6 separate regions of the Homo sapiens genome follow, and regions 2, 3, 4, 5 and 6 are each linked to region 1. A link is a contact called in ENCODE Hi-C or POLR2A ChIA-PET data. All regions are on one chromosome and are shown on one strand. Each heading gives the region's core, a stretch centred on a gene start or an enhancer-like site at or near the end of the contact. The rest is flanking DNA. Distances are from core to core; before and after follow the strand shown.

Region 1 (3,534 bases), core at 1-2,500:
CCCACACCCCAAGATGTGAGGAACCTGAGCATGAACGCGGTAGCCATGGGGTGAGCGCCTGGGGCCACGCTCAGCTGCCCCGAGACCTCCCAACCTCGCCCGGGGTCCAGGGAGGACCCACTGGTCTAGGAAGAAAACAGGAAATCCCGCCCAGACGGAGGCCAGGACCGGAAGTCCCGCCTTTGGACGGGTGAGGGGCGCCCCGAGGCCCCCCAAACCATCCCCCGACCCCGTGGACGTGGTCCACGGCCCAGGTAGAGATCCCAGGCGCTCTGGAACCGCAAGGTGAGACTGTCTACGATTTGCCTCAGGTCTGACAGGACGATTCCCACGGGCGACCCCCTTCCAGCGCTCAGCAAAGGATCGCTGGCAGACCTCTGCCCTCTGATCTGTGCAGGCCATACCCCTCCCGTGAGCCGCTCGCCCTCCCAGCGCCCCGCTGCCTCAGGACGGCCAAATCCTCCCCACACCGCGGTTAACAACGCCGCCTCCACTCACGTGCCCGTAGCCAGCATGGCCGGCCCGGCGCCGTCACCGCCCTCAAAAGACATGGCGGCGCCTTGCGTCACGTCCGCGCAGTTGCCCCGCCTCCTCTCCGCACACTCCGCCTCCCTTATCGGGGCCGCCCGAGATCAAGATGGCGGCCACAGGGGCTTCATCCGAACCAGTTGACAAGGGTGACGACAGCTTGCCCCTAAGAAAAATGGCCCCGCCTAGAGCATTTCCATTTGCCCCCAACAATAATGGCCGTCCTCATATGCTCAATCATGACCACAGTAAACGAAGGCAAGCGACCTGACGTCCCTGACCCACAATAAACTTCTTCGACAAAAGTAGAGGAAATCGGTGCTCGTTAACAACATGGCAGCCAACCGGGCTTAATCAGCCCATAGTGTATATTGGCTCTCCCTCCCTCCAACCTGCTCCCATTCGGCACGAAGGCTGGCAAAGATCCAACACGGCAGCATTTCTTGCTTCGGTTTGCCAGGCTTCAAAATGGCGGCTCAGCCCGCTTTCTCGCGACGGTGACTCAGAAATTCGTCCGGGGCCGCTTCGTTTCTGGGGGCACTGACGGCTTCATCCCGTTATCCTGAGTCCCTCAGTGCCTCTTGTGGTGTACAGCTCCTCTCACCTCCTCTTCTCTTATCCGTTCGGCTCTTCCAGCTGTCGCGCCCCGCAGAGAGATGGGACAGCCCCGTATTAACATGGCCTTAGCTGACCGGCTTAGGCCATGCCCTCGAGCAAAATGGTACCTCCTTGGCTTCAATTCCAGTATACAATATGGAGAAGGAAGTGGGCGTTTCAAGGCGTGCTTGCCCCAGGTGGTGCAGCTCTCAGACCCTCCCACTTGTTTACTTCGTGGCGAGAGGGCGAACACTGCGCCTGCGCACTCTCCGTAGCCGGATCCACCTTCAGCGTCTGCGCCACGTGACTCCGATCCACCCTCGAGGTTCCAGTGGAATAACCCCCTTCTGAAAAATGGTTTCACCCGCTCCTTCTCTAGAACGGGTCGGGCCGCTACCACTGTCCGGCCCGGAGGGGAACTGTTTTCTCCGGAAGTGACAACACGCTGACTAGGAAAAGGAGGAGGCGGGGCAGTGGGGCCTTCGGCGGCGACTATGGAAGGAGCCGGCTACAGGGTAAGCACTGAGGACGCATTCCCTCGCTTCAGTGTATGCGAAACGCCCCGTCTAGTGATCAGCTCTTCTCTCAGGCCTTGGCTCTCGAGAATCCGGCACGGCCTTGGCAAACACCGATCTCTTATAAACGCGCCGTCACCCTCCCGTCCACCGCCCCAGGGAAGAACCTCCCATGGCCCCGCCCCCCCGGCTCAGGCGACTCCTTGAGCCCTGCCCCCTGTGGAACGCACGTCAGCATCCGAACGCGGGCTGGACCATTCTCCCCGCCTTGGTCCCGGGGCAATGGCCCTCCCGGCCCCGCCCCCTGAGGGTGGCTCCTCCCTGGGCCCGTCCCTATTGGCTCCCCAGGCTGGTCCCCTCGCTTGGGCCCCAGCCCTCGCTGGTTCCCCCCAACTCAGGTGGTGTTTGAGAAGGGCGGAGTGTACCTGCACACCAGCGCTAAGAAGTATCAGGACCGAGACTCTCTCATCGCTGGTGTCATCCGTGTCGTGGAAAAGGTGCGCTGGGAGGGAGCAGGGCTCGGACCCGCTCCGAGCGGGATGCAGGCGGTCTGGGATGCAGGCGGCAGCTGTAGGAGTTTGGTCTGGCGGTCAGCAGTGGGACCTGAAGAAGGCTGGGTGTGGGAACTGGAATGAGGGGCGGGACTTTGAAAGGCTGAGGGTAGAAACTGGGAAAGTTTGGAAATTTGCAACGGAAAGTTTTGGGAATGTGGTTTGGGGAGCGCCTCTAACCCCGCCTCCCTCCTTACCCTAGGACAATGACGTCCTCCTGCACTGGGCTCCTGTAGAGGAGGCTGGAGATTCCACCCAAATCCTCTTCTCCAAGAAGGTAGGCTCCACCCGCTTTGCCCTTCTCCACTCGCTTTTTTTCTAGGTCCGTGCTGTTGTAAGTCATTTGAGGGACCTGCGTACAATCCCAGACCTACTCGTGGGGCATGTGTGACCCTGTTTAGGCTTGGGTACTCTGCCTCTCCTTTTGCTCCTCTCTGTGAAATGGGCAGAGGATGCCCATTCAAGGAAAAAGAGCAGGGAGCATAAGACGCACGGTCGTGGGGACGGCTGACCCCTCTCTCCCTTTGCTTCTTGGGAGATCCCTGCCAGGGTGCAAGATGTGGATTCGAGTTGCTTGAAGGGAAATGGCATTTCCTCTGGTGCCAGAGGACAGGGCCTGACAGCCTACTCACCCACTTCGTCACTGCTCCCGGCTTTCCCTTCGTTATGTCTCCTGGGACTTCCCATGGCTGGACCCCGTCCTGGGCAATTCTGAGACCCAGAGATAAGTCAGATCCAGACCCACCTAAGCCCTGACCCTTACTCACTTTTTGAGAAACTGATAGATGAGGTCGAAAACGCTAGGAAGTGTTGGAACTTTTTGCACCCAGACAGTCTGATTCCAGATCCCCAACGCTTCCTGGGAGAGCAGACATTTGAGCTGGGACTCCCAGGATATGAAAGGACAAGAAGGTATTTCAGGGACAGCAGAACAACCTTCAAGGCACACGGAGAAGTTGGATGCCTCTGTAGGGGGGTTCTTTAGTGGGGAATGAGACCTCCATTGGAGCTGATGAGTTCCACCCAGGGGCCGGAAGTCAGTCGGCACCCACAGAGCTAGTGACGAGACACTGGAAGGCTGAGCTGACCACCTGCGCTGCCCCAGGGCAGGAGGATGAAGATGAAGATGAAGATGACTCTCCACCTTGCTCCACAGCCAAACACAGCCAAGGCACCAGGAAGTTGCGTTACATCACTTCCGCTTTCCAGGTTGGCCTGCATCTGGTTGGTAGAATTTGTCCTGTGTCCTGGATTCCAGCTGCAAAGAAACCTGGGAAATGTAGTGTGTTTTTTTTGTTGTTGTTATTGTTTTTTTTTTTTTTTTTTGACAGTCTCACTGTCTC
Region 2 (3,534 bases), core at 409-2,908, 5.0 Mb before region 1:
AGAGACGGGGTTTCACCGCGTTAGCCAAGATGGTCTCGATCTCCTGACCTCGTGATCCACCCGTCTCGGCCTCCCAAAGTGCTGGGATTACAGGCGTGAGCCACTGCGCCCAGCCCTAAAAACAGAATGTTGAGTAATGGAATGGGGAGGGGTCCAGGGCATGCTGTTTAATGAACATTCATAATTGCAACAGCAGTATGATGAATGGGACAAAGATAAAAATAGCAATTGGCCAGATGCAGTGGCTCATTCCTGTAATTCCAGCACTTCGGGAAACTGAGGCGGGAAGCTCGACTGAGTCCAGGAGTTAAGAGACCAGCCTGGGAAACACAGTGAGACCCCGCCTCTACGAAAGTTAGCCGGGCGTGGTGGCACGCACCTGTAGTTCAGCTACTCTGGAGGCTGAGGTAGGAGGATCGATTGAGGCCAGAAGTTCAAGGCTGCAGTAAGCTATGATGGCGCCACTGCACTCCAGCCTGAGTGACAGAGTCCAACCTTGTCTTTAAAAAAATAAAAATTAAAAAAGCAGTAACGAAAGTATAAGAGGCTCAAGTTTAATGAATAAACGGCAAGTAAAAGTAGACTAAAGGCAAAATCATGAATAATGTTGTAATAGGAGCCCAAGGCATGACGGATAATAAACCTGAATGAATGGGCCAGAGGCAGAGTGATGAATAATGGAAAAATAGGGACCGGGGGCAAGGGAGGTAACGGACAGGAGTTCATGGATCCAAAACATGATGGCTAATTAGAGAAGGGCCGGAAGAACGACGAAAGTGAGCAGGCAGGCTGGAGCTAAAAGTAGTCTGGGCAATGAAGCTCAAATGAATGGGGCAGAGGCATGATGGGTAATGGGAGAGGAATGAATGGGCCAAAGATAGAAGCCGCAGTGACGCGAGGAACAAGAGGCATGATGGGTAACGAAAGGGGTGGGTCTAAGGCAACTGTTTCGCTAAGAGGTGATGAGGGCATTGTGGGTAACGAGGAGCAGCGCAGGGTTCGCAGAACAGATTAGAATTCTCCCGAGGCACTCTGGGAAGGGCCAGCACTTCCGGTTTTAGGTCGGCTACTCCGAACCAGAGGTGGGGTGGGGGCCCGGCTGCCGCGGTGCCTGGTGGGACGCGAGGCCTGACCTTGCTGCCTAGCCGCCTCTGCCGCGCAACCCACCTTTACCTGTCCTTCGACCCTGGAACGTTAGCCAATGAGAGTACCAAGCTGATACGCCACCAAGGTCGACCCCGTACACGCTGGAGCCAATCAAAATGCTGCAAGGGTCAAAGCCGACCAATTATCACAGCAACCTCGCCGCGGGGCGGAATCAAAAGAGGGCCTCCTCCAGGAGAGAGGCGGGGCGATGCCTCAGCGGGCGTGGCAAAATGCTCAGCACAGACCAATGGCGGGTTAGCACCGGAACCCGCGGCGACGCGAGCCAATAGGCGCAGGCGCTGCGAGCCAATGGGAAGGGTGGGAGGGGCGCCGTGGCTACCCTGCGAGTGAGAACCAATACAAAAGGACATTTCAGGGAAAGTGGGCGGGACTTTATGCACAAGTCCAATGGGAAGACCGAGTCTTGACGCTGGTGGGCGGGCCTCAGGGCACACTAAACCAATGGGCTAGGTGGGGCGGGGCGACGGTGGTGGCGGCGGCGGCAGCGGGTTCGGTTGCGCGTGGCGCACGGGGTGGGAGCGGAGCCCAGGCCGGGAGCAGGCGCCGCCGCCAGTGAGAACCGGGGCCGGAGCCGGGTGCGGATTTGCTGGGGCTGAGTCGGGGGCGCGCGGGCCCTGACCTCTGCCCTCTGACCTCTCCCCTAGCAGGCGACCATGGGGAACGTGTTGGCTGCCAGCTCGCCGCCCGCAGGGCCGCCACCGCCGCCTGCGCCGGCCCTCGTGGGGCTGCCGCCACCTCCGCCCTCGCCGCCGGGCTTCACGCTGCCGCCGCTGGGAGGCAGCCTGGGCGCCGGCACCAGTACGAGTCGAAGTTCGGAACGGACCCCCGGGGCTGCAACCGCCAGCGCCTCAGGGGCCGCCGAGGATGGGGCCTGCGGCTGCCTGCCCAACCCGGGCACATTCGAGGAGTGCCACCGGAAGTGCAAGGGTGAGGGGCGAGGGGCCCCCGCTGGGCTGCGATGGCCTGGATCTCGGGGGAAGGGGGAGGACACTGGGGACTCTGGGATTTGGCGCGCACCATTGGAATTATTTAACAGCACTAGGAGGTGATGTTGGGATCGAATGGTGGAACGTTGGACTTGGGGCTTAGAATGATGGAATCAAATGCTGGAAACGGGATGGAATGTCATAGCAGTAGAGAAAAGCCTTTAGGGACCTGAGGAGCCCCGGGATCAGCCAAGCCAGACTTCTCTTGTGATCGGGAAGGCAACTGAGGCCCAAGGTCACGGTGTCAGCAAGGTGTCAGCGAGGTTCCTTGGGTATGGGACCCAAAGCCTCCGGATCCCAGCCTGGAGCAATTAGAGTAGTAGTAGTGGTGGAGATTTATGGAGTTCTGTTCTGGTGTTCATTATACGTTAACTCATTAGATCCTTGGGACAATTCTGTGTGGTGAGGGTCCCATCTTTCAGATGATGAGTTTGACCTAAAGTTGCTCAGCTTGGTGGCAGTGAGATTTGAGCAAGCAAAGGCCCTGGCCCTGTCTAACTAGGCTGTACTGCCTCTTTACAGGTGGAATCCTTTGTGAGATGTTCTGCTGTGGGTCTCTGGAGAGAGCTGGGGGTGGTAGGGAAGGAAGAGATGAGAGTTGGTGTGGGGTTGGAGTGGAGTGTGACAGCGTTTCTCTTCTCCAGAGCTGTTTCCCATTCAGATGGAGGGTGTCAAGCTCACAGTCAACAAAGGGTTGAGTAACCATTTTCAGGTGAGCCTTCCTGGTGTCCTTACCCACCAGAGATCGTCCCCGCCGTCCCCCTCCCTGCATCTGCACACTCGGCCCAATTACTCCTCCCTCAAGAGCTGGGCTCCCTGATACTTGAAAAGACTCGGAGATATAGTGCCAGACTGACTACTCAGTTTGGGGACCTAGAATCCAGAGGTACTGTCTCCCCATAGCAGCTAGGCTGGAGTGAAGGAACAGGTCTGTGGGCCTACCGGCAGCACCTCCTTTCTCTGAGTCTCTTAGTCAGGCCGTGCCTCCCAGTCTTCATCCCCTGCCCAGCCCAGAGACCTTGTCCTTGCCCTCTTCAGTGGGCAAGCCTATCTGTCCAGTATCGTCACAGCTCTCGCTTTCCTTCCAGGTCAACCACACAGTAGCCCTCAGCACAATCGGGGAGTCCAACTACCACTTCGGGGTCACATATGTGGGGACAAAGCAGCTGAGTCCCACAGAGGTGAGCTTCCTTTTTCATCCATTCATTGTATCCTTCTAATAACAAATTTGTAGCCAAATGTCAAGCTAAGACGGCCTCATCAGGAAAAGGTCACAGCTACCGAGAGCCTGGAGATGGGGATTGCATCTCTCCGAGGTGCACTGGGACACAAATAATTCCTTCATCCAGCAAACATCCGCCAAACCCCTGCTCTCTGCCTG
Region 3 (3,534 bases), core at 697-3,196, 4.6 Mb after region 1:
ACTGGAGGATGTGCTATGAGTTTGCAAACAGCTGGACTGTCAGGCTGCTTTTTTTCCAGATGTTCCTCCTCTGCCTCCCCTTCCCCTCCTCTCCCCTCCTTTTCCTTCCTTCCTTCCTTTCCTTGGAGCACTGAGCACCATTTGGAAGCTTGAGAGAAACCAAAATTAAAGAGAGAAAGAGAGAGCGTGCACGCTCCTGCTTTGTCTTTCCTGTGTGGGCTGTTTGCATCCATTGTCTCCTCCAGAGGTCTGGGGGTGTCACTCCAGGGGGATCTCAGCCAGGGGCTGGAAAGGCCCCCCTGTCCTCCCTATACGGCACAGCCAGAGTGTCTGCAGGGGCTGGCACCCCACTTCCTGGCTGAGGGTGAACTCCAGCTTGGGGAGGTGGACCTGGGAACCATGGGGCACCTTGGCCACGGTGAGGTGGGGGTGCAGCTGCCCTGGAGACTGTAGTGTACTCAGCCCCTCGGCTTCCAGCCTCTGGCTCAGCACTTGTGCCATGCTTTCCAGTGTGGGAGAGGGTGGGGCACACAGCACATGCGGGCCCAGGAGGACCAGCTTTCTAAAGCTCAGCCGAGGGGGTGCATTTAGCCCCGGGGCCAAGAGGGCCCGTCTCAGAGCTCCAATGGCAGCGGCCTCCTCCCCAGCGCCTGCCAGTCGCAGCAGGGCCAGGGTCAGGTGTAGGTTCTGAGAGGGCACTAGGAAGTTGGCGCAGTGTGGGGCCACGTGGACCAGGTATTCCTGGGCCTTGGTCACTTCTGCTTGTAGCCCAGGCTCGGTCACCATGAGGGCCACAAAATGTGTGGGGCGCGGTTGGCAAGGGGCTGCAACACTAAGGCGGGCCCTTTTGTCCTCGGGCCAGGCCGCAGGACCCCACTCGGCTTCTGTCGTCTCAGCGGAGCCCCCCGGGACTCCCAGGGCCTGTGCTTCCTTGCCCCCCAGCAATGTGGTCCTGGTGGCTGCTGTTGGCTTCAGTGCCTCAGTCACTCCGGCGAGGCGTCCTCTTGGGGCCAGTGTTCCCAAATCAGCAGCTGTGCCCAGCGCCCTCTCCTGGGCCGCCTCCAGCTCTCCGGGTTCCTCCACGCCTGGTTCCTGGTGCCCTGTGCAGAGCGGCCTTGTGCTCCCTCGCTTGGGGGCAGCCTGGGCCTCCTGACCTGTCCCCGCCAGTGTCCACTCGGCACCCTCTGCCCCGTGGGCGCCCTCGGTGTTCGGTGCGTCCAGGATGGTGGGCCCGCGTCCCGCCGCCGAGCCAGAGCCAAAGACGAGGTCGGTGCGCGAGGCGCGGTCCCACACAAGGCGGCCACGGAAGCGGAAGAAGCGCACGCGGTGCTGGGGCACTGCCAGCACGCCCGGCCCGAGCGCCGCCAGCGGCTGGTCCCAGCAAAAGGCGCTGAAGGGCTCCTCGCGCACACCCAGAAAGCGGTCGACGTAGCCCACCGAGAAGTCGGCGGGGTCGAGGCGCGGGTCCCAGCGGATGCGCTGGATGACGTCCGCGGCTGTGCGCAGCGGCGGCTTCTTGGCCCCGGCCTCCGGCTGCGCCTCGCGGCCAGGCGGCGCCGGCGCCCCAGGGTGGGGCTGGCGGCAGCGGGCGCCGAAGCGGCAGCGGCCTTCCAGGAAGAAGCGGCAGGCCGGCGGGGGCGCGGGTTCCGTGGCGGGGGCTTCCTGCGGCAACTCCGGCTCTCTGGCCGCTGCCATGGGTGCGGGGAACTGGCACGCCCGCCGCGCAGACGAGGTCGCCCCGCACGGAGGGCGGCTCCCCTTGGATGCACCGAGCCTCACCCGACAGTGGCGTCAGCGGCCCGCGCTCCGGCCTAGCTCTGGGGACCACGCCGCGTGCCCTCGCGAGGACTCTGGCCCAGTCCCTCCTTGGTGGAGAGCCTGACACCGCTGCTCTGGGACTTCCCGGCTGCGCCCTCCCCCAGCGCCAGGAAAGCAAGCTGCGTAAAGGCTGCGGCAGTCTCGGTCTCCCGGAGCTCTTGGGAGCCTGGCCCCGCCCCTTTCCCGGTGATTGATGTGTGCTGCCTCTTTCTGGGTGATTTACATGTAATGCCCCGCCCCTTTCGGGATGATTACGTGTGCCTCGACCTTTAGGTGATTTACATGTAGTGCCCCGCCCCGTTCCCGGTGATTTACATGTGGTGCCCCGCCCCTTTCCTGGTGATTTACGAGTGCCCCACCCCTTTTAGGTGATTTTTTTTTTTTTTTATGTGTGCCTCTCCCCTTCCCAAGTGATTTACATATGTTCCCCGCTCCTTTCAGGGTAATTTACATGTAATGCCCCGCCCCTTTCCGGGTGATTTACGAGTGCCTCTCCCCTTCTCAAGTGATTTACATGTGTCCCGCCCCGTTCCGGGTGATTTACATGCGTGCCCTGGCCCTTTCCCAGTGATACTTTTGTGCTGCCTCTTTCCGGGTGATTTACGTGTGTGCCTCTCCCCAAGTGATTTACATGTGTGCCCTGTCCGTTTTAAGGTGATTTACATGTGGTGCCCCGCCCCTTTCCGGGTGATTTACCTGTGTCCCATCCCTTTCCCGGTGATTTACATGTGGTGCCCCGCCCCTTTCCCGGTGATACCTGTGTGCCCCGCCCATGAGGGGACGTCTTTAAAGAACCTGGACCCGCCCTCAGTCCAAGTGATTTACATTTGCGGCCCCGCCCCTCTGGGAAACTTACGAGAACCTGGCCCCTCAGTCCAAATCATTTGCATGTTCGGCCCCATCCCTCGGGGGCCTTAAAGAACCAAGATGCCTGCGGACCCTTCCCCCACGGAGACCAGGCCCCTACTGCTCTAAAAGTGTTCTCAGACACTTCCCTCTGCAGCCGCTCCCAGAGTAAACGGCGGCTCCGCCGGGTCGGAGTCCACCTGAGGCGTTCAGGGCCAGAAAGACTCCTGGGGCTGCAGCACTCTGCAGCCCCGCCTCGGCTGGCCCCGCGGTGGCTGAGTCTGGCCCGGCCCCAGGACCACGTCCGGCCGGCGGTGGCGCACAGTATTTGACGAATGGGACTGCGGGAGCCGCCGCCTCTGCAAGGGGCACCGCCTGGCCACGCCCTCGGGCTCTCTTAAAGGAGCCGCACCCCCACCCCAGGGCAATCATCGGACCCGGACCAGGCCTCCGGGTGACACATCCGGCTCTCAGAGGCGCCAGGACCCTATCATTCATCCCTTTCCACGTGCAAAGTGAAAAGTCAGAGCCCGGGCACACACCTTGGCCGTTTATGTATACAGAAGTGGGGTGCCGGGCGGGAAGGGCGCGGGGAATGAGGGAACCTAGAGGCCGATGACGTCGTTCAGCTCGAGGTCCGCGTTGGGGCGGCAGCGGGCCTGGGGGGGCTGCGTCCCGGGGCGGGGTTCCGCGTCGGGCTTGGCGGCAGCCGCCTCCGGGCGCGCCGCGTCCATGACGCCCAGCACCGCGTCCAGCATGGAGGGCCCCAGATCCAGGTGGAAGGACAGCAGCGGGTCGGCAGGCGAGGGCGCTGCGGACTGCGGGACGGCGGGCGGCGGCGGGGAGCGCGGGGCCCCCGCGGGGGGCGCC
Region 4 (3,534 bases), core at 607-3,106, 4.4 Mb before region 1:
TGTAGGTGGCACCCAGAAATGCCACCCCTCCTATGTCACAGATGGGAAAGCTGAGACCCAGAGAGGAGAACACAGTTACCCAAGGTCACACTGAACTGGTAACTCATTCAACTAGGTAAGTTTGTTGAGCTGCTGAGCCGGGCGGGCCTGGCTGGGGTGAGTGAGGTCCAGAAATTGATTAAGTCAACTGGGTGCAGTGGCTCATGCCTGTAATCCTAGCACTTTGGGAGACTGAGGCAGGCAGATCACCTGAGGTCATAAGTTTGAGACCAGCCTGGCCAACATGGTGAAATCCCATCTCTACTAAAAATACAAAAATTAGTTGGGCTTGGTGGCCCGTGCCTGTAATCCCAGCTACTTTAGGAGGGTGAGGCAGGAGAATTGCTTGAACCCAGGAGGGGGAGGTTGCAGTAAGCGGGGATCGAGCCAGCGCCCTCCAGCCTGGGTGACAGCGAGAGACTACATCTCAAAAAAAAAAAAAGAAAAAAAGAAATTTAGTCTACCCATTCTCCCAGACAACTCAGCCTGAGGAAACACACTGAGAAACAATGATAACCTCCGAGGAACAGGGTTCAAGGTCTCCCAGAGTGGGGTGGAGAAGGGGAGGGGAATTAATGTCAAAGCTTGGCCTGGAAGGATGACGTGCTCCCCAGGTAAAGGAGGTCAGGACAACATCAACATCCGGACATGGGACTCGGCTTGGACATACGCTGGAAAAGTGGATTCTCTCACATAGTCAGCTGGCCCTGAGAATTGTTGGTTTTACACTCAGACCTTGGTGGCTTTCCGGGTTCTGGGGGCTCAGGCAAGAGGGCCATAGGCCAGATTCATTCCCTGTCTCCAGGCCTCAGTTTACCCGTGTGTAAATGTGGAACTAACTGATTTCCCAGGGCTCGGGCGCCTCACCCGGGCCAGGTGGCGCTCTACCCAAGGGGCGCGACCAAATCAGTGACGTCACTCGGGGCGGGGCCGGCAAGACACGCTGCGGAAGCCTCAGAGGGTGTCTGGGCTCAGCCCGGAGCCGGCGTGTGGGGGCGGGGGCTCCCGGGAGGGTCTCCTCACCTCCGGGCCCTCCTGAGGGCTGGGATGATCCTGCTGTCCTCCGCAGGCGAAACTGAGTCAGAGCGGGGCGTGCGTGGGCCGGAGGCTTTACACACCAAAGAAGCCGGCGCCTCCTGCCCACCCCGGGCGAATGCCGGGCCCCCCACTCCCGCACTCCTCGCCAGTCCCCACCTCCACCCCACCCCACCCCCGACCCTGCGGCTGTGAGTCAGCGACCGACCGCGCCCCCTTGGCCCACTTCCTCCTCACCTTCCCGGGGCGGGCGGGGTGGGGTGAGAGGGGTTGGGCCCTACTCCCCCGACTTCCACTCCCGTGCGGGTGGGGGTCTCGCCCCCTTAGTAACCTCTCCGAAATTGACAGAAGAGAAACGCTGGGGAGGGGCGGTGTTCCGAAGATGGGATTTCAGGGAGAAAATCTGAGACCACTTGCTTAACTTGAGGGTCCTCCTCGACCCCCAAAATTGAGCGGAGTACGAGATGGAGAAGTCGATGGGGAAAGAAATCGCGCCCCTTCCGAGACCCTCCTCAGAATTCCCACAGTGGGAGCGAACTAGGAAGCAAGGGAGGTCCCCTTCCCCTTCACCAACTTGCCCCTCAGGTGGGGGTGATTCCCAGGGTGCACCCCTGGGCTACAACATTGGGGAGAGGAGCGAGATCGCGGAAGCCGAGGGTGCAGAGTTGCCCTTTTAAGCGCCCTCCACCCCCTCGCCTGGAGGCGCACGCGGCCCCTTTAAGGCGCGGGGCATTGTGGGTGCGGGGAGTGGAATTTTGGAACGAAATGTAACGAAGAGAAGTACAGTAGTAAGAGTAACACTGTAGCCGCCACCGGCAAGGGGTGCGCGCTGGGGAGCGGACGCTGCATCCCCTTTCTGCTGCAGGAACCTCTCATCAGACCGCCTGAGGGAAGCGGCGCCCGGAGACCCGCCCCGGCCCGGTCCACATTCTCCCCAGGAAGCCGGACTCTATGGGGCGGGACCCTGGGGGAGCCTGAGCCGAGCCCGGAGCCAGCCCCGAACCCCTGAACCTCCAGCCAGGGGCGCCCCGGGAGCAGCCAGCCCGTGGGCGAGCCGCCCGCCCGCCGAGCAGCCATGAGGTGAGCCGGACCTGCCCCCCGACCCGTCCCCGCCCGGGCGGGCTCCGCGCCCCGCCTTTGTCCCCCTCCCCCCCAGCTAGCTCCGGGCTGGAATTTGGGGACAGATCCTTGGGAGCCTCGGATTTGAGCTGAATCCCCTTGGACGCGCCCCAGAACCGTCGATCACTTCTCCACGACTGACTCCCCAAGCTCGGGGGGTGGTGGCGGTGAGGTTCTCCTGGGAGCCCTCAAGATTTGGGGGCGCTCGGAGGACTCCCGAATTGTTAAGACTTTTTTTAGAGGACCTCAAAGTTGGCAGCGACTCCCCGCAGGGATGCCAGGATTGAGGCAGGGCTCAGACTCTCCTCCCCCTCCCCCCAGACTTCAGCTCGAGGTCCGGGAAGGATTGTGGGGGACCGATTTGGGATACCCTGGGACTTGGAAGAGAGACTGAGACTCAGACCCTGGGTGTGCAGGTCCCCCGTTTACTTGGTGCTGGAAAAAGTCTCCCCAAGTGGGACCGCGCTCCATAACTTCGGGGGTACTTCTTAATCCCCTGGATTTTGGGGGTCACTTAGGTCTTCCTGTGGAGGAGGCTGGTGTGAACCGATCCAGGGACCTGGACGCAGCCTCCAGAGTCTGGTGGGACCCCCCCCTTCCCCGTCGCTCCGCACACAATCTGCTTAACTGGCCGTGCCTAGGACCGAGCGGGCGCTCGGAGCAGAGGGCGGCTCCCCGCCTCCGGCCATAAGGGCGGCCCGGCTCCCCCACCTGCGCGGCCCTGGAGAGGGAGGGGGCGCGGCAGCTGGGGGAAGGGGGCCTTTGTCTTCCTGACTCACCTGTCGAGACAGCTGGTGTGGGGGGCGGGCACCAAGCGCTGTAGGCCGGCTGCCTTCCCCACCACGGCCCCTCCCCCTTTGCTCACCGTCCCCCTATCCACCCGGAGCCTTGGGGTTGGAGGAGGGGGAGCTGGAAAGCTTCAAGGTCATAGCCCTCTTCCCTAGGGACCCAGGCTTCCCAGATAATTCCAGCTATCTTCCCAGGAATTTAATCCTGGGGGTGGCGGCCCAAGGGACCCAGGGATTTGGTCTGGCCGGGGCCTCCCCCGAACTCCTGGGCTCACCTGAGGGCGGGGCCAGTGTGGGCAGGGGGGCCCAACCATCCCCCCTATTCTTCCCTCCCCTGGCCCCCCATAATCTCTCCCATGGGGCCAGAGCCTGACAATACTATCTCCCTTCCTCTACTCTCTCTGGGACTTCCTGCCCCAAAGCCCCCAGCCTGAGCAGGGAGGCCCCTGGGGACGGTTGGGGATTAACCCCGTGGTGCCCACATCCCCCGCATTTCCTGAACCCCTGCCCTTTGACATCGGAGTGGCGTGGCATTCCTTTTTATGACCACTAG
Region 5 (3,534 bases), core at 627-3,126, 4.1 Mb before region 1:
GAGAAGCCCACCAGCAGCGAGATGGTCTCGGTGGCAGCAGTGAACTGGTTGAAATCGTGGCAGGTGGGCTGGGTGCCCTTGTAGATCCGCTTGTCAATTGGCTTGTTGAGGTCAATGGACTTGAGGGGTGGGAGAAAAGGAGTTAATGGTGTATGCCACTGAGGAGAAGGAAGAGGATGTTGAGGTTGGGGGAAACCACTAAGAGGAAGCAGGGTTAGAACCCAGAGGGAAGTGGGGAGGTGAGTAGGTGGATTGCGAAGGACGGGGCAACCACAGACGGGAAGGGGACCCAAATCACAGACAAGAGTAGCAAAAAAGATGGTAAGGATCCCCCTTGACCACAGTGCCTCCCCAAAGTTGGGTCACCTCTAATTCAGAGACACCCTTGTCCACATAATCAGGGTTCTGGGTCCACACAGTTCCTAAGCTCCGATTCCTTTTAGCCTCACCACTCCATCCTATAACCTCAGCAACTCCCTTGGGACCTAGTACCACACTATTCCAAGACCCCCAAACCTTGAGGTCACCCAAATTTCCAGGACTCTAAAGCCTAACATCCTAGCATTCTCTTCACTTTGTAGTCCCTAAACCGCCACAGTTCTGGGACCCGTCAAACCTCACGGTCTCCCACATTTTAGGCCCATTTATTACCTAGGGGCTCCGAAGGATCCCCATCATTTCTGGGATCACCATAAACGGCCAGGGTTCTCACCACATCGCTTTAGAGATGTCCTGAATCACACCTGCAGATTCCCCTGCCAGGGCCTCTCATTCCCTTGAGAGCTCCCATCAGCTTCCGGACGCTCATCTCCTCCAGGACCCTCATGACTTCCAGACCCCAATTTTCTCTAGAATCCCATTCAGCTTCTGGATCCCCTATCACCTTCAAGGCCCCCATCACTTCTAGACTTCTCCTCATTCCTGGGCTCAATCTCAAGACCCCTCTCCCACACCTCCAGGCTGCAATACTGGGTTCTCCATCACCTCTGGGCTTGCATCACCTCATGATTCCCCATTACCTGCAGAATGCCTGCCACCCCAGAACCCGGGGGATCCCACCTCATCTCAGATACCCCATCATGTCCAATAGTCACCATCCCAGAACTCCTACGCATAACGGGGGTAAAGGGGATTTCCCCCATCACCTCCAAGATGCCTGCCCAGCACCCCGCGGGCCTCTCATCACATTTCAGAATCCTGTACTCCCTCCAATGCTGTCGCCCTACAACGTCCATCACATTTAGAATGCCTATCTCAGGGCCCCATATCAATTCGGGGACCCTCCTATCAGTTCTCTGGAACCTCCATCCTTTCAGCACCCAGGGCCCCACGATGCAGGCCGCTCACCCGTTGGCTCCCACGACGACAGCAGCCTGGGTAGAAATAGAGCTCACGGCCCAAGTTGAAGCAGACGCGGTCTCCCCCCGAGCCCAGCCCCGCGGGCGTGGCGGGCGGCTCCCCGGCCCCGGCGCTGTCCGGCTCCCCGAGGCGCACGAGGCTGAGGCGCACGGCGGGCAGGGCGGGCCCGGGTCCGGGGCCTGCGGGCGGCGGGGACGACGCGGGGCCTGCAGCGCCGGGACCGGAGGCGGAGGCAGGGCCGGGCGGGGGCTGCGGTGGCTGAGGCGGCACCGGAGTCTGGGCGGAAGCCGGACCCGACCTGCGAGCGGCGCCGTCGCCCGGGAGTAGCTTGTAGAAACCCTCGCGCGTGCGGAATTGCGACTTAATCTCCGCGCAGTCCCCCATGGCGGCGCCGGGGCCCGAGCCGCCCTCCGCGCCGCCCGCCGCCATCTTGGGCGCCCCCCGGGCCCCGCCACTGCCGGACTGCCGCCCGCAGCCGGGCCCCCTCCCGGAAGCCGCTGGCCCGCGCCGGAAAAGGTGGGGTCGTCGCCCGGGCAACGCCTCTTCGATTGGCACCCAGATCCGGAGGCGGGACGAATCCCCGCGGTCGCTCGGGTAACGGTGCTGGGACTGTGGGCGGGGCGAGAAGGTGGGCGCGGCCTTTGAGCCTGTGACCGACTTGTGGTTGGCTGCGGGGGCGGAGCCCGCAATGGAAAGAGGCGTGGCCAGTTAGAAAGCTCAAGTCCTTAGCAACCGCGCCCTGGGAACGTTTGCCTAGCAACGGAGGGATTTTTTTTTTTTTTTCCCCCACGACAAAGAAGCCCTCATCCATAGTCCAGCCTTCCCATGAAGTCACAGCCAACCCCAAGTGACCCTGGTCTCTCCTTAGACGCCCAATATACACTCCCCTGACCTCCAGTGTTTCCCACTGACATATTCAAATCCCTGAATGACCACAGCATCTGCTACCATTCTTCCCCACCCTTGGTGACCCACCAAATCCCTGTGTCCCCACACAACTCAGAGGACTTCCTCTGACCCACTATTGATTAATGCTAACTCCAAACATCCTTCATATTTTCCACCAACCTCCAATGTATATTTCCATGATTTTCTTATTTTCAACAACCTCACTTGTCCTCCAAAACCTACCTCTGATTCCCAAATTGTATTGATCCCCACGGTGCCCCAGTGTCCCAGTGATCCACTCGTAACCCAAAGTCTCCCCCTGATCCCAACAGCTCCTACTCATAGCCAGTGCTCCCCATGTCTGCTGAAGCCACCCAGCCCCATCATAGATCTTTCTAGTCTCATGTAGTCAATGGCCTCTACGATTTCTCCCTAGAGTGTCCCAAGGGCATCTCACACTTAAAAAAAAAAATCCTACAATGGTTCGGGCATGGTGGCTCATGCCTGGAATCCGAGAATCCCAGCACTTTGGGAGGCTGAGGTGGGAGGATCGTTTGAGCCCAGGAGATCAAGACTGCTATGAATTCACATCACTGCACTAAAGCCTGGGGGACAGAGTCAGACTCAGTCTCTCTAAAAAAAAAAAAAAAAGAAAGAAAAAAGAATCCTACAATGAAATTGACGTCTTACACCAAATCCTCCACCTCTCTTGCATCCCCACCTTAGGGCTAGCTCTGCCGTCCACTCAGTCAACCAGGCCACAGACCTGGGTGTCTTCCTAGATGTGTACCATTTATCTTCACTCTGCCCCCGCTTACAGCCTCCAAGTCTTTTGCATTCGACCACGTGGAATTCCTCTTTCTCAGTTCCTTGTTCTCCCTGATCCAAGCTTCTCCTCTACCCAAGCCCTTCCCCCACCCCCACATCAACCGTGTCTCTTGGTCTCCCAGATTTCTGTCTCACCCCCACTTCCACCTTTCACTTGGCATGTAGAGAGGTTTTATTTTGTTTTTGTTTTTGTTTTTTTTGAGACAGTCTCACCCTGTCACCCAGGCTGGAGTGCAATGGCTCCATCTCGGCTCAGAGACGGGGTTTCACCATGTTGGCCAGTCTGGTCTCGAACTCCTGACCTCAGGTGATCCACCCACCTCGGCCTCCCAAAGTGCTGGGAGTACAGGCATGAGCCACTGCACCCGGCTTTTTTTTTTTTTTTTTTTTTTTTTGAGACAGAGTCTCGCTCTTGTCACGTGGGCTGGAGTGCAATGGGACGATTTTGGCTCACTGCAA
Region 6 (3,534 bases), core at 710-3,209, 4.0 Mb before region 1:
AAAAATAAAATAAAATAAAATAAAACCCCATAATAAACATTTCCACTTTTTTCATGATAATACATTCAGATCAACCAAAATATTTTACCCTGTTTCATTCTTCTTCTGCTTTTTGGTTTATGCTTTCAGTTTTGTTTTGTTCTTTTTTAAACACACATACACAAAATTCTCCTGCAGGAGCTAGATTTTATGCAAAAAAAGGAAAAAAAATGAAAATAAAAAAACCCATATATACATATTTCCCTTTCATTTACAAAAAGAGCATACACAGGGCCGGGAGCGGTGACTCACGCCTGTAATCCCAGCACTTCGGGAGGCGGAGGCAGGTGGATCACGAGGTCAGGAGTTCAAGACCAGCCTGACCAACATGGTGAAACCCCATCTCTACTAAAAATACAAAAATTAGCCAGGCGTGGTGGTGTGCCTGTAATCCCAGCTACCTGGGAGGCTGAGGCAGGCGAATTGCTTGAACCTGGAAGGCAGAGGTTGCAGTGAGCCGAGATCACGCCACTGCACTCCAGCCTGGGTGACAGAGTGAGACTCTGTCTCAAAAAAAAAAAAAAGGAGCCTACACAGGCCGAGTTTGGTGGCTCAGGCCTGTAATCCCTGCACTTTGGAAGGCTGAGGTGGGCAGATCACTTGAGGTCAGGAGTTCAAGACCAGCCTGGCCAACACAGAGAAACCCCGTCTCTACTAAAAATATAAAAATTACCTGGGTGTGGTGGGGCACGTTTGTAATCCCAGCTACTCGAGAGGCTGGGGTGGGAGAATCACTTGAACCAGGGAGGTGGAGGTTGCAGTGAACTGGGATCGTGCCAGCCTGGGCGACAGAGTGAGACCCTGTCTCAAAAAAAAAAAAAAAGAAAAAGCATATACAATAAACACCAACCTCCACTTCACTTGTTTTCCCTTAATATATGTTGGAGGCCACTATATCAGTGTATAGAGATTTTCATCATTTCCTTTTATCTACCTCATTCCTTTTTAGAGTTGCATAGTATTTTTTATGTGGATGTATTATAGTTTCTTTCAGCCAATCTTCTTATTTAAGAACATTTGGGATGCGTGTAGCCTTTTGCTATGATGAACAGTATCACTGTTTCCCCTTCCCTCTCGATGTACTCGTTAAGAAGTGGTACCCTGCCCCACTGCTACCTAGGAATCTGATGACTACCCTGTTTCCCCAAACTGGCTCTAGGAGTATCTTTTATTCCTTCAACGAACATTAGCTGGGCGTCTCCGGCGTGATTGGCGCTGTGCTGAGAACACAGTGGCGACAGAGACAAACCTAGTCCCTACCTTCATGGAACACACGGTCATAGACATCATAAAACAGCACACAGATAAGAGTCGGATAACAAATTAGACCACACGTGACATGAAGGAACACGGACCGACAAAAGCATTTAACAGGCGGATTTCTGGATGGAGGGCAGGGAAGGAGGGCTTCGCAGAGGAAGTGACGTTGGTGCCGAGACCCGAAGGATGAAATGGGAGTTAGCCAAGCCGAATGGGTAAAAGGATGTTGCAGGCAGAAGGGACAGCCTGTGCAAAATCCCCGAAGCGGGAAAGCGCATGGCAAGTTTAAGGAACCGAAAGGCCAGGGCGGCTGTTAGAGGTGGGGGAAAAAGCAAAGAGGCCGAGTCGAAGCAAGCGAGGTCTGCGGGGCGGTGGCGCCCGGGGGGCCACGTTGGAACTTTGCCTCGAGGGCACTAGGGAGCCAAGGAAGGGTCCTGAGCAAGGGAAGAAACATGGGTCGCGAAAGCCACTGTTCCCCTCTCCCCACGGCGATGCCCTCCCCGCCCGAGCCCCTGCTTCTTTAGGAGCCTCCTCCTTTCGTCTCCGGGCCCAAACGCCGCCTCCCGCTCACCGCAGCTCTGGCCTCCGTTCCCCTCGCGCCCCCTCAGCAGTGCCTCTTCCTACACTCCGCCGCCGCCGCCGCCGCCATCTTCCGTTCGTCGCCGGGAACGGTGCGCACGCGCCACACACCCAGGGCCGCCGGGAAATGGAGTCCAGAGCACAGCCCGACCCCGCCCATGCCTCGTCCCGTGCGAGCGGCATTCTGCCCGCCTCCATACTACGGCGAGCAGACCCTTCATTTCCGGCTCTGGGTCCGGCTAGGCCTTCTGGGAAATGTAGTCCCTTCGGAGGCACCGGGCGGAAAGGGAGCTAGAGCATTCTGGGAAATGGAGTTCTCAGTGGTGCTGAGTCCCTGGACGGCTGGCTGGTCTTGGAGAGTGCGGAGTTCGGGCAGCGAAGCTCCTGGGTCTTGGAGGGGAGGTGGTCTGTTGCCCTAGTGGGGTCTGCGGAGAGGCCCCGATCCCCTCCATCTTTGTTCTTGACCCTTTCAACAGTCTGAAGCATTTCTTTTTCTTTTCTTTTCTTTCTTTCTTTTTTTTTGGAAACGGAGTCCCGCTCTCTCTCCCAGGCTGGACTGCAGTGGCGCGATCTCGGCTCACTGCAACCTCCGCTTCCTAGGTTCAAACGATTCTCCTGCCTCAGCCTCCCGAATAGCTGGGATAACAGGCACGCACCATCACGCCTAGCTAGTTGTTGTATTTTTAATAGAGATGGGGTTTCACCCTGTTGGCCAGGCTGGTCTCAAACTCCTGACCTCAAGTGATTCGTCCGCCCGCCTCGGCCTCCTGCAGTGCTGGAATTACAGGCGTGAGCCACCGCGCCCGGCCAAGTTAAGCATTTCTAGCCGTCGGAAGCCTCAGTCTTCCTGTCTGTCCAATGGGGATGTGATTTCGGGGACCTTTTACGGGTCCTTGTAGTCGCATAGTGGCCCTAGCGTTCTGATTCCCCTTTCTTCCGCCACGGTCATGCAGGGCTCTGGCTCTTCGTCCTCTCCTGCCGAGATGATGAAGCCCCCTGAGGTAGAAAGGCTCCAGAGTTCTGACCTCGGGGCCCTTGGTATCTGCAGCGTCGCTGCGGGCAGCTCCCTCACTCCTGAATCACCCCCAGCTGTCGCGTCCTGGGGCTGCGGCCCCCGGCGCCTGAGGTCTGTCTCCTGGCGATCCCGCAGGGGGCGCCCCAGTCCGAGCGCGCCGCCCTCGGGGAGGCGGGAGGGGAGCCCGGGGCGGGCGAGGGCGGGGGTGTCCCGGCTATAAAGCGTGGCCGCCTCCCGCGGCGCTCGGGACAGCCGTACCCCGGGCGGTCGGACGGGCGGGCGCCGGTGGGAGCTCGGGCCGTGCCCGCTGAGAGATCCAGAGCGCTCCGTTCCCCCGGGGCCGGAGCGGGGGCGGGTGGGGGCGTAAGCCCGGGGGATGCTGGGCTCAGTGAAGATGGAGGCCCATGACCTGGCCGAGTGGAGCTACTACCCGGAGGCGGGCGAGGTGTGTCCTCGGGGATGGCGGAGCGGGAAGTTGGGGGCAGGTATCGGGGTGTGGGCTCACATGGAGCAGGGACTGGTTGTGGGTTCAAATGGAGGCAAAGGCGTCTACTTGGGCAGCTGAGGAACTGGGAACACGGAGACCAGGTGTGGAAGTCGGGGACCGGGGACGAGGCATGGATGGGAGCGCTGTTTGGGCA

Evidence for each region. A loop is a pair of places that touch in the nucleus more often than their neighbours do. ChIA-PET counts read pairs that join two places held with the same protein, here RNA polymerase II (POLR2A). Pooled maps may share reads with other maps.
Region 2: a map of CD8-positive, alpha-beta T cell shows a loop between it and region 1 (12-fold over the local background). The contact joins the promoter of TOMM40 here to the promoter of AKT1S1 in region 1. A Hi-C loop is called at or near these places in 2 of 168 maps with a recorded cell type or tissue (CD8-positive, alpha-beta T cell and naive thymus-derived CD4-positive, alpha-beta T cell) and 7 of 50 pooled maps.
Region 3: a map with no recorded cell type shows a loop between it and region 1 (17-fold over the local background). The contact joins the promoter of LENG9 here to the promoter of AKT1S1 in region 1. A Hi-C loop is called at or near these places in 2 of 37 single-sample maps with no recorded cell type and 12 of 50 pooled maps.
Region 4: a pooled map shows a loop between it and region 1 (13-fold over the local background). The contact joins the promoter of VASP here to the promoter of AKT1S1 in region 1. A Hi-C loop is called at or near these places in 6 of 50 pooled maps.
Region 5: a pooled map shows a loop between it and region 1 (9-fold over the local background). The contact joins the promoter of DMWD here to the promoter of AKT1S1 in region 1. A Hi-C loop is called at or near these places in 8 of 50 pooled maps. POLR2A ChIA-PET finds 5 or more read pairs at or near these places in 3 of 52 experiments (HEK293T, MCF 10A and naive thymus-derived CD8-positive, alpha-beta T cell).
Region 6: a map of CD8-positive, alpha-beta T cell shows a loop between it and region 1 (23-fold over the local background). The contact joins the promoter of SYMPK here to the promoter of AKT1S1 in region 1. A Hi-C loop is called at or near these places in 1 of 168 maps with a recorded cell type or tissue (CD8-positive, alpha-beta T cell) and 6 of 50 pooled maps. POLR2A ChIA-PET finds 5 or more read pairs at or near these places in 1 of 52 experiments (A549).

The regions. Positions count from the first base shown.
Region 1 is chr19:49,876,105-49,879,638 of GRCh38, forward strand. AKT1S1 (AKT1 substrate 1) reads right to left here and starts at 1,251. Exons shown (of 5, transcript NM_001098633.4): 1 at 1,133-1,251. TBC1D17 (TBC1 domain family member 17) reads left to right here and starts at 1,598. Exons shown (of 17, transcript NM_024682.3): 1 at 1,598-1,640; 2 at 2,039-2,137; 3 at 2,394-2,468. The coding sequence starts at 1,620. RefSeq lists enhancers at 1-831, 415-1,054, 1,235-1,574, 1,792-2,751 and a silencer at 1,795-2,084.
Region 2 is chr19:44,889,596-44,893,129 of GRCh38, forward strand. TOMM40 (translocase of outer mitochondrial membrane 40) reads left to right here and starts at 1,659. Exons shown (of 9, transcript NM_001128917.2): 1 at 1,659-2,094; 2 at 2,798-2,865; 3 at 3,242-3,334. The coding sequence starts at 1,821. RefSeq lists enhancers at 215-716, 886-1,045 and a silencer at 1,356-1,995.
Region 3 is chr19:54,461,832-54,465,365 of GRCh38, forward strand. LENG9 (leukocyte receptor cluster member 9) reads right to left here and starts at 1,947. Exons shown (of 1, transcript NM_001301782.2): 1 at 1-1,947. The coding sequence starts at 1,695. The coding sequence ends at 259. It overlaps CDC42EP5 (CDC42 effector protein 5), which reads right to left. Exons shown (of 3, transcript NM_145057.4): 3 at 3,195-3,534. The coding sequence ends at 3,270. It overlaps LENG8 (leukocyte receptor cluster member 8), which reads left to right. Exons shown (of 16, transcript NM_052925.4): 16 at 1-185.
Region 4 is chr19:45,505,623-45,509,156 of GRCh38, forward strand. It overlaps VASP (vasodilator stimulated phosphoprotein), which reads left to right and starts at 1,857. Exons shown (of 13, transcript NM_003370.4): 1 at 1,857-2,154. The coding sequence starts at 2,150. It overlaps LOC107985314 (a long non-coding RNA gene), which reads right to left and starts at 1,752. Exons shown (of 2, transcript XR_007067269.1): 1 at 1,063-1,752. RefSeq lists silencers at 918-1,167, 1,198-1,327, 2,008-2,187, 2,782-2,981 and enhancers at 1,522-2,306, 1,588-1,857.
Region 5 is chr19:45,790,969-45,794,502 of GRCh38, forward strand. DMWD (DM1 locus, WD repeat containing) reads right to left here and starts at 1,877. Exons shown (of 5, transcript NM_004943.2): 1 at 1,348-1,877; 2 at 1-119. The coding sequence starts at 1,788. RefSeq lists enhancers at 248-307, 328-377 and a silencer at 1,526-2,005.
Region 6 is chr19:45,861,188-45,864,721 of GRCh38, forward strand. It overlaps SYMPK (symplekin scaffold protein), which reads right to left and starts at 1,960. Exons shown (of 27, transcript NM_004819.3): 1 at 1,871-1,960. It overlaps FOXA3 (forkhead box A3), which reads left to right and starts at 3,139. Exons shown (of 2, transcript NM_004497.3): 1 at 3,139-3,338. The coding sequence starts at 3,270. RefSeq lists enhancers at 985-1,623, 1,875-2,284 and a silencer at 2,925-3,334.